Regions from separate parts of the Mus musculus genome. Here region 1 is linked to region 2. A link is a loop called in an ENCODE intact Hi-C map of the cell type or tissue named here. Cell type or tissue: heart. All regions are shown on one strand. Each heading gives the region's core, and the rest is flanking DNA. Links, peaks and the distances in the headings are about the cores only. Region 1 holds the start of Gm32406 (a long non-coding RNA gene). Region 2 has its middle 5.6 kb from the start of Gm22045.

What was found. A loop is a pair of places that touch in the nucleus more often than their neighbours do. Peaks named below come from ENCODE experiments on the same cell type or tissue, not always from the same donor. Only the 100,000 strongest peaks of a DNase experiment are listed, where the experiment ranks them.
Region 1: a loop joins it to region 2, with 5 times the contacts of the local background. A loop is called at or near these places in 1 of 42 quality-filtered maps.

Annotation. Positions count from the first base shown.
Region 1 is chr15:96,505,697-96,510,093 of GRCm38, reverse strand. It overlaps Gm32406 (a long non-coding RNA gene), which reads right to left and starts at 2,798. Exons shown (of 4, transcript XR_384395.2): 1 at 2,622-2,798; 2 at 1,945-2,207. In heart, for the core only: a CTCF peak has its summit at 2,457 (motif pointing left); no DNase peak of the experiment used is centred there; H3K4me3 peaks cover 490 bases.
Region 2 is chr15:96,663,981-96,668,377 of GRCm38, reverse strand. No RefSeq gene overlaps it. Among named protein-coding and RNA genes, the nearest start is that of Gm22045, 5.6 kb to the left of the region's middle. In heart, for the core only: CTCF peaks have their summits at 1,469 (motif pointing right) and 2,280 (motif pointing right); no DNase peak of the experiment used is centred there; H3K4me3 peaks cover 358 bases.

The DNA.
Region 1 (4,397 bases), core at 274-4,273, 160 kb after region 2:
GCCCTTCAAAGGATAATAACAGAAAACAAACAAACAAACAATACAAGGACAGAAACCACGTCCTAGAAAAAGAAAGAAAGTAATCCTTCAACAAATCTAAAAAAAAGACATCCAGAAGAACAGAATGCCAACTTTACCAACAAAAATAATAGGAAGCAACAATTACTTTTCCTTAATATCTCTTAATATCAAGGGACTCAACTCCCCAATAAAAAGACATAGACTAACAGACTGGCTACACAAACAGGACCCAACATTCTGCTGCTTACAGGAAACCCATCTCAGGGAAAAAGACAGACACTACCTCAGAATGAAAGGCTGGAAAACCATTTTCCAAGCAAATGGTCTGAAGAAACAACCTGGAGTAGCCATTTTAATATCTAATAAAATCGACTTCCAACCCAAAGTCATCAAAAAAGACAAGGAGGGGCACTTAATACTCATCAAAGGTAAAATCCTCCAAGGGGAACTCTCAATTCTGAATATCTATGCTCCAAATGCAAGGGCAGCCACATTCATTAAAGACACTTTAGTAAAGCTCAAAGCACACATTGCACCTCACACAATAATAGTGGGAGACTTCAACACACCACTTTCATCAATGGACAGATCACGGAAACAGAAACTAAACAGGGACACAGTGAAACTAACAGAAGTTATGAAACAAATGGATCTAACAGATATCTACAGAACATCTTATCCTAAAACAAAAGGATATACCTTCTTCTCAGCACCTCATGGTACCTTCTCCAAAATTGACCATATAACTGGTCACAAAACAGGCCTCAACAGATACAAAAATATTGAAATTGTCCCATGCATCCTATCAAATCACTGTGGACTAAGGTTGATCTTCAACAACAACATAAATAATAGAAAGCCAATATTCATGTGGAAACTGAACAACACACTTCTCAATGATACCTTGGTCAAGGAAGGAATAAAGAAAGAAATTAAGGACTTTTTAGAAGGACACATGCTCCACTATGTTCATAGCAGCCTTATTTATAATAGCCAGAAGCTGGAAAGAACCCAGATGCCCCTCAACAGAGGAATGGATATAGAAAATGTGGTACATTTACAGAATGGAGTACTACTCAGCTATTAAAAAGAATGAATTTATGAAATTCCTAGGCAAATGGATGGAACTGGAGGGCATCATCCTGAGTGAGGTAACTCAATCACAAAAGAATTCTCATGATATGTACTCACTAATAAGTGAATATTAGCCCAGAAACTTAGAATACCCAAGATGTAAGATACAATTTGTGAAACACATGAAGCTCGGGAAGAACGAAGACCAAGGTGTGGATACTTTGCCCCTTCTTGGATTTGGGAACAAGGCACCCATGGAAGGAGTTACAGAGACAGAGTTTGGAGCTGAAACGAAAGGATGGACCATCTAGAGGCTGCCATACAGGGGATCCATCCCATAATCAGCCTCCAAAAGCTGACACCATTGCATACACTAGCAAGATTTTGCTGAAAGGACCCTGATATAACTGTCTCATGTGAGACTATGCTGGGGCCTAGCAAACACAGAAGTGGATGCTCACAGTCAGCTATTGGATGGATCACAGGGCCCCCACTGGAGGAGCTGGATGAAGTACCCAGGGAGCTGGGGGGGATCTGCAACGCTATAGGTGGAACAAGAATATGAACTAACCAGTACCCCCCGCCCCCGGAGCTCGTGTCTCTAGCTGCATATGTATCAGAAGTTGGCCTGGTCGGCCATCAGTGGAAAGAGATGCCCATTGGTCGTGCAGACTTTATCTGCCTCAGTACAGGGGAACGCCAGGGCCAAGAGGTGGGAGTGGGTGGGTGGGGGAGTGGATGTGGGAGGGTGTGGGGGACTTTTTGGCTAGCATTGGAAATGTAAATGGAATAAATACCCAATAATAATAAAAAAGGTGGGGGGAAGAAAAAAAAAGACAAATGAGTTACCTCGAGGAATAAATAGTCTCTCTCTTTACAAAGACAAATCTAAGACAAAGGCACAGATTAAGTTCCTTATGAATGGCAGAAGGTCCAGTCAGCTAAATAAAGTGATTTTCCTTTCGGTTCCGGGCTGAGACAGCACTGGCTTGAAAAATAACACACACTAGGGATTTTCCTCAGTTTTCCAACCCAGACAGGCTTCAAAGGAGGCTTCCCAAAATACACTCACACTCCGGGGTTCCCAGCTCTTGGACTATATTGATCAAAACCTAAAATAAATAAATAAATAAATAAATAACAAATAGTAACACATAGTGACACATAGTGAGTGGGATGCAAATTAAAGGCATCTCAAATATAAAATAATGCATAAAATTAAAAGAATGTTCCTGTGAGTCAACTCGGATTCCATACAGAAAGGAACGGATTTCCCTTTTTAGATTAAGGTTGTCTTGTATCAACAGCGTTATTGAAGAAAATCATTTCCCCAGTGAGCCGGGCGTAATCTGCTGCCACCTACTGGCAACTGAAAGAAAAGACAGCTCACGACACGAAGATGATCTTATTTGAAACTTAGACATTTTGCACCAGAGCGATTCTTCCTCGGCAGTAACATCATCAAACAAGTTGATGTAGTTGAAAAAGAATCTGCCGGACATAGTGACCTACATTTGTGATCTCACCTTGTGAACTCACAGAAAGTTTAACTGCATCTAAGGACGGAAGGTAATTCTGATCAGTTCATTAAGAGCCAGAGACAAGAGGGCAGGAGCAGTTTCAAGCTGAGGAAGCCAGCGATTACTACTGTAGAGAGGATCTGTCGCAAGCATCTCCTGTCAATAAAAAAAGCCGATGGTCAAAGCTAGGGCAGGAAGTAGGAGGTGGGAGACCGGCAGGAAGAGAGAGGATTCTGGGAAATAGTGAGCATATAAACGGGAGACTTGAGAGACTGGCAAGAAGTTGGACATAAACCAGCAGGAAGATGAACTGAGGAAGATACTGAGGGAGAGGCAGAGAAGACACAAAGGAGGGACTGAAGGAGAGGACGAATGGAAGACGAATAATAGTTTGAATTGGGTTAAATAAGTTACGAGCTAATTGAAGAATGAGACAAAGCTTATGAGGTATTTAATAATAAACAGTCTCAGAGTCGTCACTCTGGGAGCTGGGGCTAGGAAAGGAAAACCTGGAATTTAATATATACATGTTTAAAAAAACACACTACTGTCTGTGGAAGAGGGATGTGATTTCCACGCTGCTCCTCCCAGGAATAGTGACCTGTTCTCAAGCTCTGTCTCCCCTCCGCCATTCTTCACACTGCTACTGAAGGGATCTGAGCCTTTGCTGAGAGCTCAGTCCCAGGCAAGCAAAGTTACACCATCGCTCACCAGTCAGGGATGCCAGAAAGCTGGGAGAGTAAGCAGGAGCTAGACATTTGTGGTTTTCCAGCCTGCCTCCTTCCCTCCCTCCTTCCTCTCTCCCTCTCTCTTCCTCTTCCTCTCTCTCTCTCTCTCTCTCTCTCTCTCTCCCTCTTTCTCTCCCTCTCTCTCTCCCTCTCTCTCTCTGTCTCTCTCTCTCTCTGTCTCTCCCTCTCTCTCCACCCCCATGTGCTGTCCTTAACACACAGCAGTCATCTGAACGAAGACATGGCAATTTCCCACCTGTACCCTCCCTCTCTATTTTCTCTGCTTGAGCACCAAGTAGTATATGAGACTGCTTAGCATCTCAAGATTCAGTGTGTATGAGTCCGGTTCATGTTCTACTGGTTTGTTTGAACTACTGGAATGATTGGTCTAGCTTATTCCTGAATGTAGGATAGCCCCTCGCTGCTCCAGCTCGGTTGACATTATGTATGAAAGTTTTACTCGGTTGTTACTTAATGAGTAACTTGATTCAGCTCTGAGGGTTAGCTTTCCAAGGGCTAACATGGAGGGAAAGTTGGAAAAGAACCGACAACTAGTTTGGATTATGAAGGGCTTTGAAAGCAACTTGGCTTGGATTTCCTTTCAAAGAAAGTTATTTAGTTTGGGAAGACACATCCCTCCCCTCTTTTTCACCTATAAAGATGGTATCCACATAGCCAAGGCAAAGGAGCGGCCGTGCGATTTTTACAGGACATTCATCTCCAGTAATCACTTATGTACATTGTTAGAGGTCCACAGAAATTACAGCCTAGACGGCCTATGTTGTATCTACTCTACTCAGAGTCTTCAGCTCAAGGCTGTTGTGTTAACCATCTTCTCATACTACTCAGCTCATGGGCCATAGGTTTGTGTTTTTTGTTTTGTTTTTTTTTTTGTTTTTATTTTTGTTTTTTTTTTGACAGGTGAAGCTTCCATACAGTTCACAAGGGATTCTCTCTACACATGGGTGGACAATAGTGCTCCCAGAAGCCAGGGTCTATTATATGAAAATCTCAGTTTCAGGTATAGAACATCTCCCCTCCATGAGTTGTTAGT
Region 2 (4,397 bases), core at 143-4,142:
ATCCTGCCCTGGACATGCAGATGTCCCAACGCCCCCATTAGAACGCTCTAGTCTTCGTGTCCGATCCCAGAAGAAGAAGGAGAAACAAAGGGAGGAAAAAGCCCTGGACTCTCTAATGTTCTAGAAGTTCCTTCAGCCAGAAGTAGGGAGACCCACAGTAAGGAAAGGGGTGCGCCACAATCCTGCCTGCTTCCTTGTACCTATGTGCTGATGGGCAGCAGTCACCAAGCACATCCCAATACTGGTTTGTTAATTTATTGACTATCACTATTAATTTGCCTCTCTTCATCCCCTCCCCCAGTGTGTATACACTTCTTTGGGAATAAAAACACAACTTCCTGCCAGAAGCTAAGGGGTGGAAGTAAGTTGGGGGTGAAACTGCTGTTACATTAGAGCTCAGAGAGCTGGTGAGCTCAGTGGTTAAGAGCTCCGACTACTCTTCTGAAGGCCATGAGTTCAAATCCCAGCAACCACATGATGGCTCACGTTAGAGCTCAGAGTCAGCAAAGCTACCTGCAAATTTCTGCCCAAGCCTGGCTTCAAATGATTCTTCCATGAGGCCGGCTGTCTGAACCAGGAGACAGCTTCCTGGTGCTTCCTAGTCTCATCTCTCCTCTCCAGAACCTTCTTCCTAAAGGCTGGTGGTGCTGTGTTACAGAGAATTCTGGTTCCCATGACCACAGATCATCTGGGAGGAGCAATCCAAAGGAAGACGGTTGGGAGGGGTTAGGGAGGGGGTGGAAGAGGCTAACCCGCTGGCCCCCATGTTGTAAGTGGTGCCCCAGAAGAGCTTCCTCACCTCCCTGGCTATCACCTCAGCCATTCCTGGTCCACCAAAGCCATCACTCTGCTGCCCACTGAGCACCCCCTGCTCTAGGTCATCTCCTCACTCTCAGTAGGCTGGGCACACCTGCTCTTCCAAGGAGCTCTTGTAGGAAAAGGCTGCCACAGATGAGTCCTGCCCCACACCATCAAGGGCTTCTACTCCACTAGCGGCATCTTAATAATCCAGGAAAATGCTGGCTTCTTCCACTCTTGAACCTCTCACTAGATTACATCTCTAATCAAAGAGAAATTTTCTTCAAACTTCCTTTCTTTTTCTTTTTATGAGAGACTCTCTCTTTTACCGTTAAACCTTTTTGCAGATTGGAGAATCTGGTTTTTCTACTTCTTTATATATTTTTTTCGATTAAAATAACATTACATCACTTTCTCCCCTTCCTTTGCCTTCCTCTAACCCCCTCCTATGTCCCTCCCACTCTCAAATCGCTAGCTTCTTTTCTCTTTCTCTTTATTATTGTTACACACATGCACATATGTGTATATGTATACATAAATATATAGAAATAACCTGTTGTGTCCGTTTATGTTGTTTGCCAGTGATGTTCACTCTGTACTAGACAACCAATTAGGGCACTCTTCCCTGAGAGGCTAATTCTGTCTTTCTCAGCCTTTCTTGTTCCTGTAATTCTCCGCTAGGGGGCACCCTGTGAAACGTCCCTGTCCAGGTCCATCGATAATGCCGCTGTTCTGGTTTTGTTTGTACAATCCTTCTAGGTGAGACTGTTTCACAGCCGACTATGGAGTTCTGGCTCATACATTCTTCTTCGATGTTTCCTTTGCCATAGATGCAGGAGCTGCAATGTAGATTTTCTGTTGGGGCTACTTTGTATCCAGTTGCAGTTTTCTGGGATACTCTCCATTTGCTGTGAGGAGAGGCTTTACTGATGAGGGCTGATGGTTACATTGTATCTGTGGTATAATGATAGGATTTACGATGTTTTAAGGAATTATGTACCTCTGTCTAGCAAAATGGCAATAGTAGGGGTTTTTTCCCCTAATGTCCATGACCTTACTAGCTCTGGGAAACTGGCTAGGTTTTCAGTATCACATGATTTGCTTCCCGTTAAGAAGGCATTAAGTTCAGTTAGACAGCTCTTGGTTACCACCGACATTTAAGCGCCACGATGGTGCCTTTACAGGTGTCTCATTCTGCCGTTCATTGTGTGGTTCATAGAGGTTGCAGCTGGTAGGACTATTCATTTCTTTCCACCCTTAGCAATTTGCACAGTGTTTTCTGGTACCAAGGAAAACTAGAACTCAGGAAGGAAGTTTTCAGGTTGGATTCATCTCAAATGTAAGACCCTTTTACATGACTAATTATTGAGTGCATTCCAACTGAATTCTTGGATCTCCACAAGTCAGAAAATACATTCGGCATCTTCCAAGAACTCTCCACTTTCTATTGTATAAGAAACCAGTCTGCTTAGATCATGTAGATGACCTCTAGGGGGCAGTGCTTCCTAACCCCACGTAACAACCCTTGGGGCTTTGCTCTGTAAGTAGCAAAGACAGGCTTCCCCTAAATGGTGTGTAGAGTTACTGTTTTAAGTTAACATACAAAGTAACGAGCTTCATAGTGACTTTGTAACACATTATCCATTGTGTCCTTAGTTCCCTTCCTCCCCCCCCAATACTTTCCTATTCTTTCCTATCATTTGTATTTTATTACTGTCATGTTTCTCCTTCCTTTCTTCCCATGATCCCATTTAGTTTAATAATGCACACACATAAATGAATACACTCACTTATATACATACATGTGCATATATATTATAAAAAATTCAGGTCCTACATACAAGAGACATTATGTTGTATTTGTCTGAGTCTGCTTGTTTCCTGGAATGTAATGTTTTACAGTTGCATCTGATGTCTTGCAAATTTCATGACTTTAGTTTTCTTCACAGTTGTATAACATTCCTTTGTATAGATGAAAAAGAAACTGTGTCCATTTTCATATATATATGAAATACATATATATACATTTACATATATATTTACATATATTTTAATTATTTAAATTATTATTAGATATACATATATATTTGAATTATTGTTGTTGTTGTTGTTTATTCACTTTACATCCCACTCCCTGCCCCCTCCTGGTCACCTCCTCCCACAATCCTTCCTCCCTCCTGCCTTCTCCTCTGAGCAGATGGAGGCCCCCCTGGGTATCTCTCACCCTGGCACAACAAGTCTCTTATGAGAATAGGCGCATCTTCTCCTGCTGAGGCCAGACAAGGCAGCCCAGCTAGTAGAACATATCCCACGTACAGGCAACAGCTTTTGGGATAGCCCTCACTCCAGTTTTTCAGAACCAGCATGAAGGCCAAGCTACATATGAGCAGGGAGGCCTAGGACCAGCCTGTGTATGTTCTTTGGTTGGTGGTTCAGTCTACCACCTTATCTACCTGTGGAGTTCTTGACCCTGTGAAACTCATGACCCCTTAAGGACTGCAATCCTCTTGCCTGTTTTTCCATAAGAGTCCCCAAGCTCTACCCACTGTTTGAGTCACATCTTCTTTATCCATCTACTGATGGCTCTATTTCCTGGCTGTTATGAACGGTGCTCTAGTAAATATGAATGCACAAGTATCTCTGCAGTATCTTAATTTAGAGTTCCTGAGGTAGACGCTCTGGAGTGGTCTAGATACATCATATGGTAGTTGTAGCTTTAGATTTTTTTCCCTTAAATTTTTTTAAAAGATTTTTTCCTTTTAAAAAAAAGATTTATTTATTTATTTTAGTTATATGAGTGCAGTATAGCTGTCCTCAGACACACCAGAAGAAGCCATCAAATCCCTTTACAGTGTTGTGAGCCACCATGTGGTTGCTGGGAATTGAACTCAGGACCTCTGGAAGAGCAGTCAGTGCTCTTAACCGCTGATCCATCTCTCCAGTCCAATACTAATTTTCTTAATGGCCAGTGTTCAACACTTTTTTCAATAAATTCTGGCCCATTCATAGGTCTTTTGCTAACTTCACATTCAATGCATAGCCCATTTGTTCATTAGATGTTTGTGTATGTGTGTGTTTTAAGTTCTTTATCTATCTAAATACTAATCTCCTATCTGACATAGAGTTCACAATTTTTTTCTCCATTCTATAGGCTGTCTCTCACAATATCCCCATGAAGGAGAGACCACCCCTATCTCTCTTAAAGCACTCTCCCTTTATGCTTATATTATCCAAACTTTTGTCACTGTGACAAAATACCTGATATGGACAACTTACTTATAAGGAAGAAAGGTTTGTCTTGGCGGCTCGTGATTTGGGGTTCACGCAGTCCATGGTTGCTTGGCTCTGTTGCTTTGGACCAAGTCACAATGTCATTATAGGAAGTACACCATGGGTCAAGTATCTGTGACAGCCAGGAATGAGAGAAAGGGGAGGAATGAGGGAAAAGGAAGAAAAGGGATGGAAAGTGTCTGAAGTCTCCTTCCAGGACACTCCTCCAGTGAGCTGACCTCCTTCCTATGGATGCCATTTTCTTAAGGTTCCACCATATCACATCAGGCCACAGGCTGGCCAACCAGCCTTCGGCATATGACTTTGGA